Linked DNA regions of Homo sapiens: region 2 is linked to region 1. Evidence: chromatin loops called from intact Hi-C (ENCODE). Cell type or tissue: endothelial cell of umbilical vein. All regions are shown on one strand.

Region 1 (5,000 bases):
TTCTCCTGGCACTCTGGGAGCACGGTTCTGGTTTCTGCTCTATGAGTGACCCATAAACTCTGCCAATTTATTCTAAGTCCCACTGAGAAAAATTCTTAAAGAGTTACTATTTGTCATTTAGGATATATTTTACATAAAGAGTAAATAAATATACATGTATGTACACACATATGTGTATATATATGTATAATGAATATGTATACACGCATATATATGTTATACTACGCTTTCTCTTCCTATAAATATATACTCTATATGTAGTCTAAAAATGCTTTGTTATTGAAGATCTGTTTAGCTAGTAAGTTTCTTTTCATTCATGAAAAAGACAAAATATATGTTTCTAGAGGTTATTTAGTAATTACATAACATAAATTGGATATAGAAGTTATATAAAGTTTAATCTCTAATACTGTAAAAATATCTCTTGAGGGTATTGTGGTCTTGTTTTCAAAGAGTTATATTTTAGGGATACATACTAATATGTTTACAGAGAAAATAATCTGACGTTTGGGACTGGTTCAAAAACGATCTGGGCAAGAGGAGGGAAGTTATAGATGAAACAAACTTGATTATGTTGATAATAATCTTAATTTTTCTGTATACATTTGAAATTTTCCTAATTAAAAAATACCCATATGTTTGAAACACATATACTTCTGTCCTCTGACCCCACACTCATAGGGAAAATTGGTGGAAATAAAATGCAGATCTCCTGCAGTGTAAACGTGTGACCCTGAAGCCCTAAGTTGTCAAAACTTCCAATTGCTCAGTGGCACTAAAGTGCATGCATTTATTTCCAGGAGTATTTAGCCCATGTTTCTATTCATTTCCTCATCATTAAATCTCAGTTTCAATAGCACAGGGTGCCACAAGCTAAGAATCAGGTGAAACTTCCTATGAAAATAAATGCAGAAATTCCCAATTGTGTCTATCCTAATAAAAGCAAAAGGAACAACTAATTACCTATCTTATTTTAGAAAATAAAGTCATTGACAAGGTCATAGCCCTGCTATCCAACCTGACTGTGGATTATTCTGAGTACAAAGCAAAGCTAGTTTTTTTTTTTCTTGCCAGCGAACTCTACAAGGATATACCTATACTGATCTTTCTCAGGTTATTTTGTAATCACACTAAACTTGACTCCATGGCACCTAATTATTCCTTCAGGAACCCCTCCTTCCCTGCCACTGACCATGTATAGAAATCTGAAAACATTTATAAAATACAGTTGAATATATATTTTTTGGTAATAAAGATTTTATATTTGAAGACATGTTTACTAAAAGGTATTTCATTTATAAAAATTTAAACTTTCCTTAGTTTATATTTGACATTATTAGAAAATCAGTTCTCCATGTGGAACCTTTCATCTAAAATGTCGCAGGAACTGGGAATGGAAAAAAGGAAACTTTACACATTCTTTCACATCTTGAGTTTTTCACATGCTTTTTCTTTGCCTGAAATCTCTTCCCCATCTGTCCCTTGCCAGGTGGTAAATTCTTGTCCATCCTTCAGGGGCCAGCTCAGCTCAAGTCACTTCTTGCCTGATGTCTTTCTCAGTCTGTAAAGGATGCGACAAGGGCCTTTGCACACAGTATATCTCCACTATTGTTCTTACCACATTGTGCTGTAATAGCTGTTTTTGTATTTTTTCCCTATTAGATTACAAGCTCCTGCCAAGAAGACTTTAGTAACATTTATTAAATTGTTGGGTTGAATTGTGTATTCAAAGAACTGTTGAAATAATGGAGAGATTTCAAATAATAAATACATAAAAGCAAGAAAATGTCAGGGTTGAGGAAATGTTAACTGAAAAAATTACCTTTCCCCCAAAGTAATGGCTAAATATAACTTGCTTTTTGAGAAAGATTAAATCACCTTGAAAATAATCATTGACAAGAACATTTGTCCTACATTGTCACATCCAGTTGGAAAACTGCATTTAATAGTTTACATTCAATATAAAACTTGGACTCCTTCAAAAGATAAGTTGATTTTCCTCTTTACAACAAGATACAAGTTACTTTAGTACTTCATAATAGAATAGAAAAATGATTCAGGTTCACAACATGAAAAATACACTAGGAAAGAAAAAGATTTTACAGATAAGCTCCAGGTCTACAGTAAGCCAGAGCCTCACAAGAAGCTATTACTGTGTAAAGAGTAATGTGCTCCCTGTATTGAATGCAGCACAGTTGATGCGTTCCAGTGGCATCATAAACAACAAAACCCAAGTTCAAATCATTCACCTGAACTTGTAATTGAATTTTTCAAGATGTGATTTAGTGTAGTAGATGGAACAAGGATAAAATATTTCAAATGCAACAGTGATTGAACAAGTTAGAAAAATTAGTAGGGAGTGAATATTAATACGGGGTAGTGTTCAGACATCTTGAGATAGGAAAGCTCCTCACTCACCTAATTTAACAGTGAAAGAGAAAATAATACCAGGCTGAGTAAGAGGACTAGTGAGCAAGGAGAATATAGGACAATATTTTACCTTTGGAATGATAAACTTAGTGAAGTCGCTGAAAGCTGTGGTATGGATGTATCTTTTTTAAGAGTGCTGGATTAAAACTTAGGAAATATAACTATAAATCTCAGCTCATAGGTAGGACTCAACAGGCCTCCAGTTCCAAATTTGGAGACTCTCTTCTTTTTATTAAAGTGTATTCAAATGTACTACATTACTCAGAATTTGGCTGGCTAAAAGATTTATAAATTTGATGAGTTGCGAACTTCTTTTACCAAAATATGAGCTCCAAATGCTGTGAGCCTGGCAATTCTGTTTGTGTGAATGGGCTTTGGATTTCCCAACATTAAAGTTTAGTATTTATTGTTGGGTCTGCAGTGTATGATGAGAAATACTGACATGAATTTCACTGTTTTGATAATGCCAGCACCAGGGCAGAAACACTTGGTAGGACTGAGATGGCAACTGATTCTACAATATTGAGTGGCTTTCTAGTGAACCCTCAAGGCTTTGAATGGAAGTGCACTGATGTTTTTCATTGTTTGCTGGATGTAGCCTTTTTCCTGATATTTGGAGGTAACTCTCAATTCTTACCTCCTTTCCTTGGAGCTTAGAATTAGAGTCTGTTTCCAAATATAGCCAGCAGATGGTGCAATTTACTTTATTTATACTCCATCTCAAATGAAAAAGCATTAGACTATTCTATATACATACACACACATAATATGTTTCAATCTCATTCATATGTACAAATTTAAGTGTATGTTTCAAAACTTTTTATCTATTCGGAAACAACCTATTTAACATAATTTATCTCCTTTTAGAAAAGCAGTGTTCATTTTTTAGAGTTTTGTTAATGATTCAGACTTATATTTTATTAGCTTTATAGACCTAAAAGGAAGACATGAGAGGAGACTATTAGTCATGACAGGAAATATATAATTTCTTTTTGATCAGTTTTCTTACACAATTCATAATCACATGTCCTGCAAGACAAGAGTAAAGCTGGTTCTGATGTGCCCATGTAATTCAGCAATACTTAGCTATAATTTTGAGAGTCCTGTAATAACAAATGTTAAAGTTCTGATTTGGTAAGTGTATCCAACAGAGCTTTCAAGTTGAAATTTATTTATGGAATCATTTCAGTTATTAGACTATCCATCCTATCTCTTGTCAATAAAGGATTGTTTTCCATAGGAGATAACTAATAACTTTATAGAATTTTAAGATGTAATAGAATGTTATTGTCCCCTGGAGGTCACACTTACCAACCAAAGGGTAATAACTTTTATTAGAAGGCTGAAATAGTCTATAAATATTTCATTAAATCCTTAAAAATGTGCAGGTGTTAATTCTGCACTCTCTTCTTTTGATTTCTGGCTACCACACTGAGATGGATAAAATGTTCCTGGGAACCTGGGGAAAATGCAATTGTGCTGAATTTATCACCTGTAATATTTCCTGGTGGGATTATCTGAATACATGTGGATTTTAGGAAGAATCTTCTCAGAAAATTTCATTATTATTCTAAATGCTAGGCTCAGCATCTAAGTTCTGCCTTTATCATTCTCTCTCCCAACATGTTCCTACCAATTCTCAGCTCACTTTAGGCAGCAGGTGAAGAAAGGAGAGAAGACACTACATTTTCTGGCCATCTTAGTCGATTCAAAAGCATTTATGGAGCATCTGTCTGTGCAGGGCACTGGCGTGGTGCTGAGCTGATTGAGTTAAAAAAGACATAGACCTTGTCCTTGAGGCAAAGCAGCTGCCAATTGCTGACTCCAGGGAGAAGTGTTTTTATTTCTTCAGTATGGGCAAAGTTGCCATGGAGCAGGTTATGTGCGGGTTTGAACAGGTAGGGGATGCCCACATCATTCCTATCATCCTAGTAAACAGATAAAAATTTCACTTTATCAGACTGCAAAGAAATGCAGTTTAAATTTCTGAGAAATTAGAATTATAGAATACTCTAAAACAAAATATAGTTTTGACTTTCAGGTTAGCATTGTAACTAATGACATATTGCAAAATCGAAGTCCCTTCAGGGTTCAATTTAATGAATACAGAATAGAACTTAAGGTAATAAAACAGATTCTCACACAAAGGGTTGGTTAGATTTTGCATCTGAATGACACTCTGCTGTTACCACCCAGAGCATCTTTTCTCTTCTTGAACCACAAAAAAGACTTGGCTTTCTGCTTTTACTTCTCTCGAACATCATTCCTATATAATAAGTCACTTGTACAACACTTGCGCATAAGCAATGAGTATGAGGATATTTTGTGTGTGACCCATTTACTTGAAGGAATTGTTCTATTCTAGGCTCTTTGGTTGCAAGGAACAGGAACCCACTCAAATGGTTCAAGAAAAAAGTGATTATTTAAAAAAGAGAGAAATTCATGAATAGAAAATACAAGAACAATAGTCAGGTTTTATAATGAATGTCAGAATTCTATTTTCTTTCTCTTTTTATTTTGTAAGTTACTTTTAACAAATGGTCCCAGGTGAACTTGAGGAGGTCAGGCGG
Region 2 (5,000 bases), 110 kb after region 1:
CGGGCGTGGTGGTGGGTGCCTGTAGTCCCAGCTACTCAGGAGGCTGAGGCAGGAGAATGGCCTGAACCCAGAAGGCGGAGCATGCAGTGAGCCGAGATCCTGCCACTGCACTCCAGCTTGGGCAACAGAGCGAGACTCTGTCTCAAAAAAAAAAAAAAAAAAAAAAAAAAAAAAATTATATCAGGGATATTTTGGAGGAAAGGTGATAGGTACTGGGGTAGCTGTGGGGGTCAGGAAGGAGACAGAAAAGCAAGTACTTCCATAAATGAGGCTGGGGCCATATGTTCAAGTTAGAGCAAAATGTTAATGCCATGTCTTCTTGCCTTGGAGTTTCGGGAGAGGTCAAAGGCTGAGAATACTGTTTCAGACTCTTACATTCTAAAGTGAGGTGCTTGGCATCCTAGGTGGCACTTGCAAAGGGGGTGTCCAAAATGGATTTTCTAAAAAAATTTATTACCTAGATCACATCCATATAAGGGTGAAGCTGGCGAGGCTGAGAAAGGATTTATTGGAGAAAGTTATCAGTATGTTGAATTATTCTTCTTTGTCAATCACACCCCCAACGGATGTAATGTGTAGGAGGACATTTTCCTTTCACTTTAAACCAGGTGCAAAGTTTATCTGTGTCCTTTAGATGTGAGGGTCTCCAAGGCTGGTATTTGACTCATCATGCCTGAAGGAGCTCTGGGCCAGAAGCTGAAGCTGGCCCTGTCCCCTTCTGATCCACACAGGAATGAGAACTGCAACGGAAGCAAGCTGCACTTGCTGGCTTGTGTGTGTATGGTGTGACATACGCAAGGTTTCTTGGGGACAAATGTGGAGCCCCTGGATTGATGATAGTCAGAGACTACTTGAAAGTTATCCTGTCCAAGAAGACCACTGTACAATGTGACCAGAGATGGTAGTCACTTGAAACCTAGGGGCTACTGGGAAGCGAATGGATAGCACCACATGTGCCATTTTTCCTGCACGAGAAAAAAGGATTAGCTTTGGAAGCCACATTCACAGGGCACCAATCCCAGAATCTGATAGGGCAGTAATCTGGGACATCTTCAGTCCCGTTACCTCTTTCTTTCCATTCTCTGACCCTGGAAAGAGCGCATATAGGAGAGGAAGCAGGGCCGCCCTCCCACCTGGCTTCCTTTCTCTTCCTTTCAGGCTTCCAAACTTGGGACAGAGGTGATTTGATGGAGGAGAGAAGTTCTAAATTGAGTCTTGATTTTTTACACTGGCCTGGATAGACTTATTTGACTTTTATGCTGGGCCTCATTTTAAACAAATGCCAGAAGAAAGTTTCTTTTTATTTAATATGTAAGAGTGTCTAGAAAAGCCATGGGACTTGCCTGGGATTCTATACAGAAGGGAGAAAGAATGAGTCCATGAAGCCAGTTTAATGGGGAGAAGCAAGAAGAATATAGTTTCTTTTGTCCTTGAATAAGTCCAGCTTATTCAGTGACCAAGTTACAATGGTTTATGAGAAATATATGTAAAAGTGGAATTTTAAAAATTCACTTTTGATTGTTAACTGAGCTTTTAAAATAAGCCACTGTTCTAAGACTGATTTACTTGGGACTCTGGATTTATTAGAATTACGTATATAAAATAAGGGAATTGGATTAGATGATCTTTTATTTCCCTTCTGAAACTGCATTTCCATGAATCTATGATTTTTAAAACTAACATGATGGTTTGAAGTGAACTTAGAAAAGATACTGCTAAAGTCTTAACACCCTAGTTTTGAATTTAAATGTCTTTAGACACTTAATATATGTTTCAATATATATTAGAATTGAATTTAGTGTGGGAATTAGATTACTAAATTATCACGTAGGGCAAATATCTGGCACACCAAGAATTATCCCTGAAACTCTCTTAAGCTGTTCAAACAGCATATCCAGTAGTTTTTTTAAGGAACAAAAGAATACATCTTCTTGGATAGTCCATCACTCCTTTATTCCTGTGGCAACTTCTATATGAGCCTCAAACTGCAGGTCATCTTCTCTGGAAGGTCTTGTGCAGCTTCCACTTTGTATTTGGGATATAGCTATGTGCTCCCTGCACACTCTGAACTCCCTCATCATAGTGGTTAACATGCTCTATTGTAACCATCTGTGTATTACAATGGGATGTTTAACAACAGAAGAATAGTCTAAATCACTGCAAAGAGCCATGTAAAAACTTTTATTGATTTGAGGGATGACTTACTTTTAAGAATGGTCTGCAACACTCCTGGAAACAGAATGTAGCCTAGACTTGGTAGTTCATAGTCTGACTTTGGATAATAGCTACTTAAGGAAATTCGATTTAGATCATGAAAAGGAGACCAAAATGAGGTATGTCTATGCAAAGGAAATTACAAACAAGATCCGAATGTCATAATGTCATGTGCCTAACCACACGGACATTTAAATTTTGAATCTTGGGATAATGTAACTCAAACTACCTGAGGCCAAATCATTAAACAAAAAAGCTTGATTTTATAGATGGAAGATAATTTAAATTAAATTCAAACTGTTAGCACATGGATACCATAACGTCAAATAAACATTTAGGATTTAAAGAAAGGTAAAATAATACATTTCTATGCAGCAGATTTCTCCTGGAATCTGAGAGAAAGAACAAGAAAAGAAAAGCTATTTAAGAGAGAAATCTTACATGAAACTTGTTCATGAGATATCTTACCTGACTATTCAGCTAGCATGTCTGGCATGCTTCAGAGAAGCAATGAAACTTACATTTTTTCCTTATAATGGTTTTATTATTATAAAGTCTGTTTCATATTGATGGTATCAGAGAAATTGCAAATCTTGGGGCAACGCTGCCCTCTGCAGTGAGCAGATCAAGATTATACTCTCAATTTCTAAAAAGTATTTCAACTCCTCTGGGTCAATAATTTTCTCCCAAACCAAATTGATCTACTTGCTGAGTGAATAGATGACGAGTTTAATCTCCTTCCTATTTTGATGAGATGGGCTATACTTCTTAGAGGGTATTTTCTTGTATTTTCTTTTGGGCCTAGAGCCATCAACTCCTCTATCTTTTTTTGGCCTTTCTCTGTTCCTTCTATAATTCCAAGGTTCTCAAAGCCTTCATTCTCTTGTTTGCCCTCCTGGAGGCCATTGTGAAGCTTAAGATATCCCAAGCCTGCAGGAGACTCTCGCTATAGATATAATACAGGATGCCTGCTGAAATTTGAACTTTGCATGAACAATGAAGACAATTTTAGTATGAGTGTGTCTGAAATCTTGCATGAGACATACGTATAAAACACCCTTTCATTTTTCAAATCTGAAATTCAAATTTAGCTGGGAATTCTCTATTTTTATTTGCTAAATCTGCCAAGTCTCCCCATCCCTCCAACCCAAATACCCCAAAAGCACCCACTCAACTCACCTGACCCAAAATGTATGGGATGCATGTACTACTACCAGCTCTTCTAGTTTTAGAGTCTCATCACACATCTTACATCAGTACCCTATTGATACATGTCCATCTGTGTGGGAGCAGGAGAGAGGGACTACTTCCTTTCCATCTTCTCCTGGTCAAACTGGTTAAATCCTAGTAAGGTTTAATTCTTTTACCACTCCTTGGCCTGCTTTAGATTTCTCTTGTAGCCATTTTATCCTTCCTTTTGCTGTTTTCCAGTATGTGTCCTAGAAGTTATTGGCTTAAGCAGGAACCCTCTTTGGGAAGAAGGTGGAGAGTCAGTCATGGAGTAAGATTCTGGGCCTGAAGAGGAGCTGGATATGAACTGTGGGTATAGAAGTTACAAAATCAATATCACTATTTCTTCCTAAAACTCTGGCTGATGATATTACTTTAGAATTAGCCCCAACCCCTGTGAACTTTAGAGTTAAAAAAATCCATCCTTCAGATTGGTATAAATCTTGACCTCTCCTTACCAAGTTACATTAGAATCAATAAATTAAGTGTAAATGATTTTATTTTGGAGTGAGGAAAGGCTTATATACCATTGGCATTAAAAGAAGTGATAAAAATAAAATGGCATATAAAGCAGATAATCTGTGAAAGAATATTGGTTAATTTGAACCTATGTTACTCATAGTAAAAACAAAAAACTAGTATTTGTATGCCCAAAGAAGTATTTTCAGTGCCTATGAGTGGTGGTTTCTTCCTCAGAGTAGGGAGAAATAAATTTGGAGAGTTTGGAAATACCCAGCCTTATATAAACAACTATAATAAACACTAACACAACACAAAACCTTTTAAGAATATTAAAGGAACAGGAAGAACTTGTTCTTAATAGATTCTCAAGAGAATTATATTTCAATCCTTAGAAGCAGTCTTTCCTTTTATTTTTCAATATATTCAATGGAAAGATTTCAATAAAAAATCCAGTGGGACTACATGATAGCACCATTTTGATGTCATTATGATCTGACATTATCTGGGGAAGTAATTTAAAGTATTTCATTAGATAAATGCCTTAATGAGATTGCAAATAGTTTGAAAGAGTGGTGCATTACACTAAAAAAAATCAGTGCAAGAAAACTGATGTAGAATCACCAGATAATTCAAGTTACCTTCAGTTAGAAAAACAAGTGCTGCTATCAAAATACTATATAGCTCTGACTTCACAATTACATTTGTAGTAATTGGAATTATATTATTAAAAAGGATACAATATACGTACTTGGTACTCGGCATCCAAATCTTCAATGTTAAAGGCAAACAGAAAATTGGAATAATTGTCAAGGGATATTTAGAACAAAAAACTGCATTATTAGTTAGTTATCTGTCTAGGTAAAATGAAAGAACCACAGTCAGTCATCACTAGAAAGTTTTAGAGAAGTGCTGTCTTCTGTTTGCAGAAGTTCCATAAAAGTGAATAGCTCAATCAGATGCTTGATAATGTTCAGATGTTGATTTGAACCTCAGGGCCTTATCTAAAGTGGCTGCATTATGTATTTACTTATTATTTTTACCATTTGTCTATCAAGTACTAAAAATTGAACTTGAGTCAACTGAAGTGATACAAT

Evidence for each region. Peaks named below come from ENCODE experiments on the same cell type or tissue, not always from the same donor. Only the 100,000 strongest peaks of a DNase experiment are listed, where the experiment ranks them.
Region 2: it touches region 1 in a loop (16-fold over the local background); 17 of 110 quality-filtered maps call a loop at or near these places.

The regions. Positions count from the first base shown.
Region 1 is chr2:183,245,970-183,250,969 of GRCh38, forward strand. No RefSeq gene overlaps it. Among named protein-coding and RNA genes, the nearest start is that of NUP35, 120 kb to the left of the region's middle. In endothelial cell of umbilical vein, a CTCF peak has its summit at 3,092 (motif pointing right); a DNase peak (open chromatin) is centred at 3,292.
Region 2 is chr2:183,357,253-183,362,252 of GRCh38, forward strand. No RefSeq gene overlaps it. Among named protein-coding and RNA genes, the nearest start is that of NUP35, 240 kb to the left of the region's middle. In endothelial cell of umbilical vein, no CTCF peak of the experiment used is centred here; a DNase peak (open chromatin) is centred at 2,809.